Linked DNA regions of Homo sapiens: region 2 is linked to region 1. The links are chromatin loops, found by intact Hi-C in ENCODE. Cell type or tissue: endothelial cell of umbilical vein. All regions are shown on one strand. Links, peaks and the distances in the headings refer to the core of each region. The heading gives the core; the rest is flanking DNA.

What was found. Peaks named below come from ENCODE experiments on the same cell type or tissue, not always from the same donor. Only the 100,000 strongest peaks of a DNase experiment are listed, where the experiment ranks them.
Region 2: it touches region 1 in a loop (8-fold over the local background); 19 of 110 quality-filtered maps call a loop at or near these places.

What each region holds. Positions count from the first base shown.
Region 1 is chr11:5,710,176-5,719,901 of GRCh38, forward strand. It overlaps TRIM22 (tripartite motif containing 22), which reads left to right. Exons shown (of 8, transcript NM_006074.5): 8 at 1-688. It also overlaps the pseudogene OR52U1P. Among named protein-coding and RNA genes, the nearest start is that of OR56B1, 21 kb to the right of the region's middle. In endothelial cell of umbilical vein, for the core only: a CTCF peak has its summit at 2,520 (motif pointing left); no DNase peak of the experiment used is centred there.
Region 2 is chr11:5,597,270-5,601,607 of GRCh38, forward strand. The region is part of intron 1 of TRIM6 (tripartite motif containing 6); the gene reads left to right. The region is part of intron 1 of TRIM6-TRIM34 (TRIM6-TRIM34 readthrough); the gene reads left to right. It also overlaps a transcript of TRIM5 not described here. Among named protein-coding and RNA genes, the nearest start is that of TRIM6-TRIM34, 2.8 kb to the left of the region's middle. RefSeq lists enhancers at 1-56, 3,090-3,384. In endothelial cell of umbilical vein, for the core only: a CTCF peak has its summit at 3,211 (motif pointing right); a DNase peak (open chromatin) is centred at 3,242; H3K27ac peaks cover 432 bases.

The DNA of each region.
Region 1 (9,726 bases), core at 1,175-3,674:
ATTTCACTCATAACAATCTTACCCTTTCTTGCAAGAGATGCTTGTACATTATTTTCCTAATACCTTGGTTTCACTAGTAGTAAACATTATTATTTTTTTTATATTTGCAAAGGAAACATATCTAATCCTTCCTATAGAAAGAACAGTATTGCTGTAATTCCTTTTCTTTTCTTCCTCATTTCCTCTGCCCCTTAAAAGATTGAAGAAAGAGAAACTTGTCAACTCATATCCACGTTATCTAGCAAAGTACATAAGAATCTATCACTAAGTAATGTATCCTTCAGAATGTGTTGGTTTACCAGTGACACCCCATATTCATCACAAAATTAAAGCAAGAAGTCCATAGTAATTTATTTGCTAATAGTGGATTTTTAATGCTCAGAGTTTCTGAGGTCAAATTTTATCTTTTCACTTACAAGCTCTATGATCTTAAATAATTTACTTAATGTATTTTGGTGTATTTTCCTCAAATTAATATTGGTGTTCAAGACTATATCTAATTCCTCTGATCACTTTGAGAAACAAACTTTTATTAAATGTAAGGCACTTTTCTATGAATTTTAAATATAAAAATAAATATTGTTCTGATTATTACTGAAAAGATGTCAGCCATTTCAATGTCTTGGGAAACAATTTTTTGTTTTTGTTCTGTTTTCTTTTTGCTTCAATAAAACAATAGCTGGCTCTACTGAAGTCTCATTCTTCAGTTTCCAAAATCTTGCTGCAGATAATATGAGTTTCCATATGTCCAGTAAAGAAGGTCATGTCTAGGCTCAGCTGTCCTTGATAAGAGACAGCCTTATGCTGTTCAGATCTGTTTCTCGTAATGAAACACTTGTGTGTACCATTGCATTTACCATCCTAGGTACTTTTCTTTTTTTTTTTTTTTAAGTCTTTTTTCAAACACAGGATGAGTAGTAGAACTACCTAGGATAGCAAAGACACAAAACATTCTTGAAGAAATATATTGTATTAGTCGGGGTTCTCCAGAGAAACAGAACAATAAGAGATATGTATTTATTATGAGGAATTGGCTTACTTGATTATGGAGGCTAAGACTTCCCATTATCTGCCATTTGGAAACCAGAGACCCAAAAGCTGGTGATATAAGTCAGTGTGTCTCTGAAGCCCTAAGAACCAGGGAGCTGATGGTATAAATGCCAGTACAAAGGCAGAAAAAGATGAGGTGACATGTCTCAGCTCAAGTACTGCGGCAGGAAAAGAAGCAAATATCTTCTTCCTCAACCCTTTCTCCTACTCAGATCCTTTATGGATTAGATGATGTCCAGCAACTTGGGGGAGGGCAAGCTTTGGAGAGGTAGCCATTACTGAGTCCAGCTATTCAGGTGCTAATCTTTTTCAGAAACACCCTTACAAATACAACCAGAAACACCCTTACAAATACAACCAGAAATACCCTTACAAATACCACCAGAAATAATGTTTAATCCGGGCAATCTATGACCAGTCAAATTAGCATGTAAAATTAACCATCATGTATACATTATAAATTAGGGCAGGTTATGCCATTGTACAGAATTCACATCAAGATTTGTTGGACTTTGAAGAAAGGAATAGTGTGAAAGTGCCTGGCTTGAGATTGATATAGACATGTATACACATTCATTCATATATCTATACATATAGGTATATATACATATAATAATATGTATAAATATATTATAGATACACACATGAACATTATCCAAGATAATCTGTACAAATATCATAAAAAGGAGATTTTTTTTTTTTTTTCTGAGACGGAATTTTGCTGTTGTTGCCCAGGCTGGAGTGCAATGGGACGATCTCGGCTCACTGCAATGGCACAATCTCTGCTCACTGCAACCTCTGCCTCCTGGGTTCAAGCAATTCTCCTGCCTCAGCCTCCCGAGTAGCTGGGATTACAGGCACGTGCCACCATGCCCGGCTAATTTTTTTTGTATTTTTGGTAGAGATGGGGCTTCGCCATGTTGGCCAGGCTGATCTCGAACTCCTGACCTCAGGTGATCTGCCTGTCTTGGCCTCCCAAAGTGCTGGGATTACAGGCGTGAGCTACCGTGCCTGGCCAAAGAGAAATTTATATAAAGGGGTTGAAGGAGTCAATAAGCTGTTAGAGTTTTCCTGATGGTCCCAAAGCTATTGAGTAGAAGAGGCAGGATTAATACCAGGCCTGTGTTACTAAGCACCTATGCTCACTCCTCTGTACCACACTGCCATGGAGAAGGCCGCAGCCAATTTCCCAGGAGATGGGGACAGAAGGGAGAGCCCAGGAAATGCTGATCTGCAGGAGTTTTAAGAAAAACTTTAGGTGCCATCAAATGTAAATTGATAATCTGAATACATATAGCCATAAATGAGGAAGAAGGACATGGAAGCACTTTATGACAAGTAGGCTATTGCAGATGACATGACGAAAATGTTCCCTCCTCTTGGTGTAGAGGATGAACTTTATAATTGAATGGTTACAAACTTGCATTCTGAAAACAGGTGGAATTTTACATAATGATGACATAGCCACCTAGTGGCCCTTATAAGACCTACCTGGCAGTGATATTATGAGAATTAAATAATAGTATATTTGTAATAACTTCTGCTATTTCATGGAACATATGCACTGACACAAGAGTGGTATATGTTATTTTTTTTCTTGGATTCTTTTCTCTGACTTGAGAAAAATAATTTTAAGAATGCATACTAATTTAGTTTTGAAATAATTAACTGTTTTAAGAAATAGAATAATCTGAGTAAAGAATCAAAGTCCTTAACATTTTTCAATTGAATTATTAATAAAGATTATATTAATGTACAGTATTTTACCCATGCAGGTAAAAGTTGCATTAGCTTTCTTTGCTGCATTAAAATAGGCTATTGCAAATTTAGTAGCAAGATAAATGTAAGATAACATTTGTTATGTTACAGTATCTGTGGATCAGAAGTCTGGACCCAGCTTAGATGGGTTTTCTCCTTCACGATCTCTCCATAATGAACTCACAGTGCCAGCTGGGATGAGTTTTCATGTGGAGGTCAGAGTAGGGAAGGACCTATTTCCAAGCTAACTTAGGTTATTAGTAGAATTCAGTTCCTTGCTCGTGTAGGACCTAGGCCCTCTGATCCTGAAGACTGCCTGAAGTTTCTTGCTACATGAACCTCTCAATAGGTAGTTCATACTATGGTTGTTGCCTCTTCAAGGCCAACAGGAGAAGAAGACTATTTTAGTGAGAAGGCCTTACATAATATAAGACAACCATGGTAGTAACATCCCATCACTTTTGCCACATAATGTTGCTTATAAGGAATTCAGAAATTCTGCCTACTCTAAAAAGGAAGAAATTTTATAAAGGCATGAGTATAAAGAGGTGGAAATTAGTGGGTGTCTGTTCGTTACAGAGGGGTTTGGAGAAAGCTAGTGAAACAGTTCTCTAGCCACTGCTTAGGGCCCTCTGTCAATGGGAATGGGCAGTGGGCTTCTGCAAGCCACATAACTCTACTCAGGTCTCTGGCCCTGATAAACACCCTGTAGTGCAGCAAGTTGTTGCAATTTCATAGGAAAGAAAAGAGGTGTAGAGCTCCTCGAGATCACTTTGCCCAGCAGCCCTAAAGAGACCTTAGAGACTTACGTAAATGCCCTCCAGAGGTAATCTTGCTATAGTTAGTAAGCAAGACTAGCACAGTATAGGGTGACTTATTACAGACCTCATTCTTTAGAGCGCCCTGACAGCGGCTGCTGCCTTGATAACAGCACACAAGCAGCAGCAGCAACCACATCCTTCTGGGCAGTGCCAGAAAGCCTGTGGGAAGCCTAAGCTGAGCTCAAATCAGCCATCCCTGCACGGTTCCCAGAAGTTCTGGCCATAAAACAGCCATCTACCTGGGCCACTGCTCCACTCAGCTCTCCAATCTCTTCCTGCACCCCAGAAAACATGTCTAAATCTTTATAGACAGCCTCTGTGACTCATCTAGGGTGCTTTTCCCCTGCCTCTCTCAGTGGGTCTGGGGGTGAGTTAGAGGGCCTTGTTTTGCCCAGATTTCTCAGCTTGCAGAAATAAACAAAACTGATGGTAGTTTGCATTTCTGTGGGATCGGTGGTGATATCCCTTTTATCATTTTTTATTGCGTCTATTTGATTCTTCTGTCTTTTTTTCTTTACTAGTCTTGCTAACGGTCTATCAATTTTGTTGATCCTTTCAAAAAACCAGCTCCTGGATTCATTAATTTTTTGAAGGGTTTTTTTGGTCTCTATTTCCTTCAGTTCTGCTCTGATTTTAGTTATTTCTTGCCTTCTGCTAGCTTTTGAATGTGTTTGCTCTTGCTTTTCTAGTGCTTTTAATTGTGATGTTAGGGTGTCAATTTTGGATCTTTCCTGCTTTCTCTTGTGGGCATTTAGTGCTATAAATTTCCCTCTACACACTGCCTTGAATGTGTCCCAGAGATTCTGGTATGTTGTGTCTTTGTTCTCGTTGGTTTCAAAAAACATCTTTATTTCTGTCTTCATTTCGTTATGTACCCAGTAGTCTACCATCAGAGAATACTACAAACACCTCTATGGAAATAAACTAGAAAATCTAGAAGAAATGGATAAATTCCTCGACACATACACCCTCCCAAGACTAAACCAGGAAGAAGTTGAATCTCTGAATAGACCAATAACAGGAGCTGAAATTGTGGCAATAATCAATAGCTTACCAACCAAAAAGAGTCCAGGACCAGAAGGATTCACAGCTGAATTCTACCAGAGGTACAAGGAGGAACTGGTACCATTCCTTCTGAAACTATTCCAATCAATAGAAAAAGAGGGAAACCTCCCTAACTCATTTTATGAGGCCAGCATCATGCTGATACCAAAGCCGGGCAGAGACACAACCAAAAAAGAGAATTTTAGACCAATATCCTTGATGAACATTGATGTAAATATCCTCAATAAAATACTGGCAAACCGAATCCAGCAGCACATCAAAAAGCTTATACACCATGACTGAGTGGGCTTCATCCCTGGGATGCAAGGCTGGTTCAATATATGCAAATCAGTAAATGTAATCCAGCATATAAACAGAACCAAAGACAAAAACCACATGATTATCTCAATAGATGCAGAAAAGGCCTTTGACAAAATTCAACAACCTTCATGCTAAAAACTCTCAATAAATTAGGTATTGATGGGTCGTATCTCAAAATAATAAGAGCTATGTATGACAAACCCACAGCCAATATCATACTGAATGGGTAAAAACTGGAAGCATTCCCTTTGAAAACTGGCACAAGACAGGGATGCCCTCTCTCACCACTCCTATTCAACATATTGTTGGAAGTTCTGGTCAGGGCAATTAGGCAGGAAAAGGAAATAAAGGGTATTCAATTAGGAAAAGAGGAAGTCAAATTGTCCCTGTTTGCAGATGACATGATTGTATATCTAGAAAACCCCACTGTCTCAGCCCAAAATCTCCTTAAGCTGATAAGCAACTTCAGTAAAGTCTCAGGATACAAAATCAATGTACAAAAATCACAAGCATTCTTATACACCAACGACAGACAAACAGAGAGCCAAATCATGAGTGAACTCCCATTCACAATTGCTTCAAAGAGAATAAAATACTTAGGAATCCAACTTACAAGGGACATGAAGGACCTCTTCAAGGAGAACTACAAAACACTGCCCAATGAAATAAAAGAGGACACAAACAAATGGAAGAACATTCCATGCTCATGGGTAGGAAGAATCAATATTGTGACAATGGCCATACTGCCCAAAGTAATTTATAGATTCAATGCCATCCCCATCAAGCTACCAATGACTTTCTTCACAGAATTGGAAAAAACTACTTTAAAGTTCATATGGAACCAAAAAAGAGCCCACATCGCCAAGTCTCAATCCTAAGCCAAAAGAACAAAGCTGGAAGCATCACGCTACCTGATTTCAAACTATACTACAAGGCTACAGTAACCAAAACAGCATGGTACTGGTACCAAAACAGAGATATAGACCAATGGAACAGAACAGAGCCCTCAGAAATAACGCCACATATCTGCAACTATCTGATCTTTGACAAACCTGAGAAAAACAAGCAATGGGGAAAGGATTCCCTATTTAATAAATGGTGCTGGGAAAACTGGCTAGACAGATGTAGAAAGCTGAAACTGGATCCCTTCCTTACACCTTATACAAAAATCAATTCAAGATGGATTAAAGACTTAAACGTTAGACCTAAAACCATAAAAACCCTAGAAGAAAACCTAGGCAGTACCATTCAGGACATAGGCATGGGCAAGGACTTCATGTCTAAAACACCAAAAGCAATGGCAACAAAAGCCAAAATTGACAAATGGGATCTAATTAAACTAAAGAGCTTCTGCACAGCAAAAGAAACTACCATCAGAGTGAACAGGCAACCTACAAAATGGGAGAAAATTTTTGCAACCTACTCATCTGACAAAGGGCTAATATCCAGAATCTACAATGAACTCAAACAAATTTACAAGAAAAAAACAAACAACCCCATTAAAAAGTGGGCGAAGGACATGAACAGGCACTTCTCAAAAGAAGACATTTATGCAGCCAAAAAACACATGAAAAAATTGCTCACCATCACTGGCCATCAGAGAAATGCAAATCAAAACCACAATGAGATACCATCTCACACCAGTGAGAATGGCAATCATTAAAAAGTCAGGAAACAACAGGTGCTGGAGAGGATGTGGAGAAACAGGAACACTTTTACACTGTTGGTAAACAGTACTGAAACAGTAGTTTACAGTACTGTTTACAGTAGTAAACAGTACTGAAACAGTAGTTTACGGTACTGAACTGTAAACTAGTTCAACCATTGTGGAAGTCAGTGTGGCGATTCCTCAGGGATCTAGAACTAGAAATACCATTTGACCCAGCCATCCCATTACTGGGTATATACCCAAATGACTATAAATCATGCTGCTATAAAGACACATGCACACATATGTTTATTGCGGCACTATTCACAACAGCAAAGACTTGGAACCAAGCCAAATGTCCAACAATGATAGACTGGATTAAGCAAATGTGGCACATCTACACCATGGAATACTATGCAGCCATAAAAAATGATGAGTTCATGTCCTTTGTAGGGACATGGATGAAATTGGAAATCATCATTCTCAGTAAACTATCGCAAGGACAAAAAACCAAACACCGCATATTCTCACTCATAGGTGGGAATTGAACAACGAAAACACATGGACACAGGAAGGGGAACATCACACTCTGGGGACTGTTGTGGGGTGGGGGGAGGGGGGAGGGATAGCATTAGGTGATATACCTAATGCTAAATGACGAGTTAGTGGGTGCAGCACACCAGCATGGCACATGTATACATATGTAACTAACCTGCACATTGTGCACATGTACCCTAAAATTTAAAGTATAATAATAATAAAAAAAAATAAAAATTGGATTGTTTTCTTTTTACAGAAAAAAAAAAGAATGCCAAAACTGCTAGTCCCCAATCTAGTTATCAGATTCAACTTTGTTTTAAAAATAAATTTTATTGTGTATATTTAAGGTATACAACACGATGTTATAACATATCTATATCTGTAGTATATATATGTTCCACTGTAGTGGAACAAATTAACATATTCATCATCTCACATAGTTATCCATTTTTCCTCATGTAGCGAAAGCAGCTACAATCTACTCATTCAACAAAAATCCTGATACAATATACTGTTATTAACTATAGTGCCCATGTTGTACATTAGGTGTTTTGACTTGTTCATTCTGCATGTTTGCTATTTTGTATCTTTTGACTAATATCTCTATTTCCTCTCTGTGACCCCGACCCTGGTAATCGTTTTATTCTCTATATGTTTGACCCCCCGTTTTTCCAAATTTCACATGTAAGTGAGGTCATGTGGTATTTGTCTCTCTGTGATGGGCTTATTTAATTCAGTATCATCTCCTCCGGGTCCATTTATGTTACGTCAAATGGCAGGATATCCTCCTTTTTTAAGCCTGAACAATATTCGCATTCTACATATACTCCACAGTTTGCTTATTTATCCATCCATCCATTGATTCAGTTTTATCTTCACCCTCTCTCTCTTCAAACTCCTCCAAGATTGGCAAAGTCTGGAACATTTCCTGAATTCCTAAGACTAATTATCCTCATCTCTTGGGAGCTCAGGCAACCTCCAGGGTCAGTTTTACACATAATAATAGTTGTGCCTTGTCTTTTGGGAGGTGGAAGGTTGGGGTTGGCAGAAGTAAGCAAAGAGCTAATGCTGGGCACCCTGAGGGCCTTTACTTAGGTTACTTAAAAGACCACACCGTGGATTCTGGGTGCCCAGAAGTGAAGTATGGAGAGATGCAAGGCCACGGGTGTGCTCTCCAAGAGTCATATGGGTGTTTAAGATATACCTACATACCTATGTACACACTCACACATACACATTCTCAGAATGTGTCTGGGACCAGCTGCCTATCCTCTCACTGCCTCTCTTTCAGGTAAGTGTTCTTGATGAGGGTGGGCTTTATGTTCATATTCTGGTGAGCCTCAGCTGTCCAGCACCCCATTGCCCACTTCATTCTTCATCATCATTGCACCATTCTCATCAATAAGGTTCCCACTCCCTCATATCCTGTATCTGCTGAAAATGTGTATTCTTTAATTTTTGGATGCATAATTCTACTATAAGCTTTTAAGTCATCTTAATTAAAAAAAAATCTGTTGTGTTGAATACATTTCATCTTTTGGTTTCCGAAAGGAGTATATTGCATTTTGTCAGCTCCTCTTTGTATGCCATGCATTTTTGCTGTACATACTTCAAGTTCTGTTCTTTAAGTTGATACATGTTTATTTCTTAATATATTAAAATTTATTTAATATTTTATTAATAATGAATCATTTTGTCCTTAATAAAAACATTTAGCATAAAATATATCCTCTTGGATATGAATGAAGTTATACTTCATTATTGCTACTGTACTATTACAACTATACCCTATGATACATAGCGTCATGATTTCAGAATCATTTGTGTGTATAACATTTCGATCTTTGTTTTCCATGTTGAAGCTCTTTTTTTAAATTGAAGCTCATGTAGCCTCTTTGTTGTTCTCCACAAGTACTTCGGCAGGGTGCCACCATGACTGCTTGCAATGCCTCACAGGGCCACCCTTCTTTCTTCATTCTCCAAGGAATTCCTGGCATGGAGGACAAACACAGATGGATATCTATCCCCTTCTCCTCCATGTATTTCGTTATGGTGCTTGGGAACTGCACCATCCTCCTCACCATCTCCACAGAGCGCTCCCTGCACAAACCCATGTTCCTGCTCCTCTGTCTGTTGGCCCTCACAGACCTGGGCATGTCTACAACCACCATTCCCAAGGTGCTGTGCATTTTCTGGTTTGGCCAGAGTGAGATCAGCTATGAAGGATGCCTGGTTCAGCTGTTCTTCATCCACTCCATCTCTGCCATGCAGTCAGCTGTCCTGATGACCATGGCCTTTGACCACTATGTGGCCATCTGCAAGCCCTTGCGCTATGCCACCATCCTTTCCAATAGTTGCACTGGACTCATTGGCTTAGTGAGTTTGGTGAGAGCTATCCTCTTTATTCTCCCCATGCCCATCCTCCTTCAGCAAATGCCCTATCATGCCAATCGTGTCATCCCCACCACCTCCTGTGAGCACATGGCTGTGGTGAAGATGGTTTGTGTAGATACTACAGTCAACAGGATATATGGCCTGGTGGTG
Region 2 (4,338 bases), core at 1,819-4,318, 110 kb before region 1:
TTGAGTGAGACAGATTTAAACACGTAGGAGGCTGCCTGACACAAATTATGGTCATTATTACTGGCAAACTCCATGCCTAGCTTTAAAAAAATGCACAATCAAAACAATTTTTAAATTATAGGTTTCTGAAATGCAGGGGGTAGAAATTCTTTTGAAGTGGAAATTAAATTTTTTGTTTTGAAACTGATTATGTTCCAATTCAAATATTTATTGAGTCCTGTTAGATAATCAATTGCAGATAATAGGTTAAATATAACCCTACACAAAGATAAAAAAAAATGTTATTCCTAAAGTGCAAGAACTCATGCCCAACTCACTTATAAATGCAACTGCCACCTATTTTATTCCACTTTCACTAGGGCTCCCAGCTGGTGGACGGGCCCGCTCTGTCATTCCTAACTCTGAACCCCCAGCCTACACCAGCCCCAGTATCCCCTGCTGAGTCACTGATTTTTATTCTGAAAGCCATTTTGATATCGATGCAAGCTTCCATTCTAAAAGATGCTTCGTATCTAAATAGCAGGCCATTCTCTGTCCCCCTCCCTCTTCTAGCTGTTTTGCACCCTAAATTGTATCCACCTGGGAAAGAAGGTCCTTTATCTAAGGCAGTGCTTCTGAAGCCTTAATGTGCGTAAGAATCACCTAGAGAACTTTAATATTAAAGTGCAGATTCTGAATCATTCCAGGAAAGACTGAGATTCTGCATAAAGAACTCCAAGTGCTTGCAGTGTTGCTAGTTAGCAGACCTTTTTCAGGCGTCTGGTTCTGATTTAATTGGTCCCACCTGGTTGTGAATTTGGGCTCTTTCTTCTGCTAATTTGATGCACTGGGCTCTGGGACTGCAGGCTCTTCTCGTCTGCACTCCTCACAGTCAGAATGCCTTCTCTCAGCCCGTCCACACTGCTCTGGAGACTTGGCCTCAGTTGGAAACTGGCAGCCTCCCATATCTCCCTTGGGCTGCACTTAGCTGCAGTGGGCAGTCAGGGCTTGCTGGTGTGTGGGCAAGGGTCACCTATGCTAACTGTATGCTCCCCTCCTTCACAATTTCTTTCCCAAGCCTCAGCTTTGACAAGAGACCTCAACTCTTACAAATCTTTTTTCTGCTCAAGAATTTTTCTCTGTCTAAAGAGAGTATTAGATGAATATCTACAGCGCATATTAGATAGGAAAAAGACATATAATGAACTAGAAATAGAATGAAGCCACATATGTAATGTTACATACTCAAGTAGCCTCATTAAAAATAAGCGGGTGAAATTAATTTTAATACATTTCATTTAACCCAATACATGCAAAATACAATTAGGACATGTGATCAACATAAAAAAATTAATAAGATCCTTTAACTTTTTTAAACTAAATCTTCAAAATCCAATGTGTATTTTGTACCTAAAGCAACCCATTTCTGAGTAGCCACACTTCAAATGCTCAAGAGCCATATCTGGCTACATGTTTGACAACACAGTTCCATTATGCTTAGAAGATCAGAAACCAAGCTTTTAATTTTTCTTGTATTTTTTTGTTTCTGTCAGTTTATTGAGTTCTATCTAGTAAGTTACAAATTGTAAGCATACAGTTCTGTGAATTTTCACAGTTGCAGTCAGCTGTGTAACCACCACCATGATCATGATACATAAAGGGCATTTCCCTTTATGTATTCACCCTTCAAATTTCCTTATGCCCTTTGCAGTTCAAACTTTTCTCCCACTCCTGGGCCCTGGCTTCCACTGATGTACTTTCAAATACCATAGCTTTCTCTTTTCTAGGATTTCACATAAATAGCATCATACAATAACTTAAATTTGATGTTTGGGTTCTTTCACTTTGCATGCTTTTGAGATTTATCTTGTTGTATATATTAACAGTTTAATTGTTTGGTAATATGCCACTGTATGGATACACCACAGTTTGTTCATTTACCAGTTAGTGATGTCATGGATTCTTTTCAGTTTGGGACTATTACTACATTGCATTTATGAGGCAGTAGTTCTCCTTCAAGAGAATTGGGTACGCTAAATACAGTTTTGCCTGAAATGAAAGTGTGCATGTGTTTGTTGGGGAGGATGAATTGGAATTGGACTTTCAATTAAAATATAATACCAATACAATTATTATATTTATTTATTTATTTATTTATTTATTTATTTATTTTGAGACGGAGTCTCGCTCTGTCGCCCAGGCTGGAGTGCAGTGGCACGATCTCGACTCACTGCAAGCTCCACCTTCCGGGTTCACGCCATTCTCCTGCCTCAGCCTCCCGAGTAGCTGGGACTACAGGCATCCGCCACTACACCCAGCTAAATTTTTGTATTTTTAGTAGAGACAGGGTTTCACCGTGTTAGCCAGGATGGTCTCGATCTCCTGACCTTGTGATCCGCCTGCCTCAGCCTCCCAAAGTGCTGGGATTACAGGCTTGGGCCACCGCGCCCGGCCAACACAATTATTTTTTAACAGTAACACTTTGATAAGATAGCACATTTATTTCTATACTCTAGTGCCAACATCAAGGCCAACTATAAGCTCAGCAGTAAGCTATAATTTTCAATCCATTATAAAGTTAATTGATCATTTCCTGTGTTAGCTGCAGTGCTAAGGTCTGGGGCACCTGGAAGATAAATAGAGCCTCTATTGCCTCTAGAGCCTCTATTGCCTCTATTATCAAAGGCAATAGAGCCTTATAGTGCAGTGTGCTAAGTGAGATGATGTGGGTATGGTAGGAGATATTAACAAAGGAAATAATAGTGCAGTTCCCACAGGTGTGATTAATTTGGTTAAACAGACTCTCAGATGATAGGTAAATACGTCTGTAACACCAATTAGTACTACCAGTTAGATGCACAGAGTTCATTAATTTGTTAATTATATTTTGCACCCTTTATGGAGATGAGGAATATAAGGGAGTAATAAGAGCTCCAGCTCTGCAGCCTGCGTATCTGCATTCAACACCGGCCCCGCCACTTGAAAGATCTACTAAATACCAGTTTATACAACTATGAGATGAGATTTAAGGGACATTCATAATGTTGTTATGTGGAATTATTGAGTTATTATGTACAAAATAATTAAATTCTTGCTGAATACCTAATGGGCTTTCTGTAGATATTTGCTGTGAGCATCGCTGCTGCTAAGCATGGCAAAGCTGAAGAGCCAGGCTAGTACTTGCAGAAGCACCACAGAACACTAGATGGCAGCGCCAAGAACCTGTTTTCGGCTCGCTAGATCCCCCAGCAGGGCCGCTAGGAGGCTTATGCTTACATCCCATGACTTTTTCTTACCCTTATCTGAGACACTTTCTCAGGCCCTTTCTTCTAAGGGGAGTGTTGTTATTGGGAGGCAGTTTGATATACTTTTTAAATCCACCAGGTCCTCAAGATGGGGGTAAATTGGTACAATTTACAGGGCCTTGTGTTGAGGCCCACACGGACTGTTTTTTACATCAGTGTACATTTACTTTTGCTGGGAAACCAGCCAAAGACAAGTTAGAGAATTCTGCCTGCTCCCTACGCACTGTGGCCTGTTCAGAACAGCGAGGTCACGCCTGGAACCAGGGCCAGAGCTTCACATAGGCAGTGTTAGCTGGCTCTTCTTTGGTGGCCCAAACACAACTCCAGGTAGACAAGCAGAACAAATGGCTCCCAGTGAAAATAACTCAGTGCTGGAAACAGTTTTAAAAATTTTCTAAAGAGTATTCTCAGTGTGATTTTAAACAATGGTAACGTAATTTATCAACAACTCTTCCAAGAAAAATAGACAATAAAGGTCATATTTCTCAATGAAGATATAAGGTCTCAACTGCCTTACCGGCCACCTCTCCTTACATATGGACCCCCTTAGGATCCTGCTGAAGTTTAAGACAGGCCCTGGCAAAATCCCATCATCAAATAGGATCTCTCTCATTTCCATACTTCGAAAGCACTTGGTCCATGCCTGACTTTCACAGCCTTTACCACTGACTGTCTTTGGTCAAAGTTATGAGTTTGAGGACGAAGCTTTGAACTAGCACCCTGGAAAGGTTAGGTTATGCCAATTCTACAACTTACAAGGTGCATGATTGTGTAAAGTCACTTAATGTCTCTTCTTATTAAAGAATGGAGAATACTCTTATTTATGCAGAGTTGTCCATGAGGGATAAAGAAAGCAAGAGAATGTGATTTCTAAATCACAACTGGTTACAGAATCATGAGTTGTAAAAATATTACCTCCCCAGGCTGGGCGCAGTGGCTCACGCTTGTAATCCCAGCACTTTGGGAGGCCAAGGCAGGCAGATCACTTGAGGTCAGGAGTTCGAGATCAGCCTGGCCAACATGGTAAAACCCTGTCTCTACTAAAAATACAAAA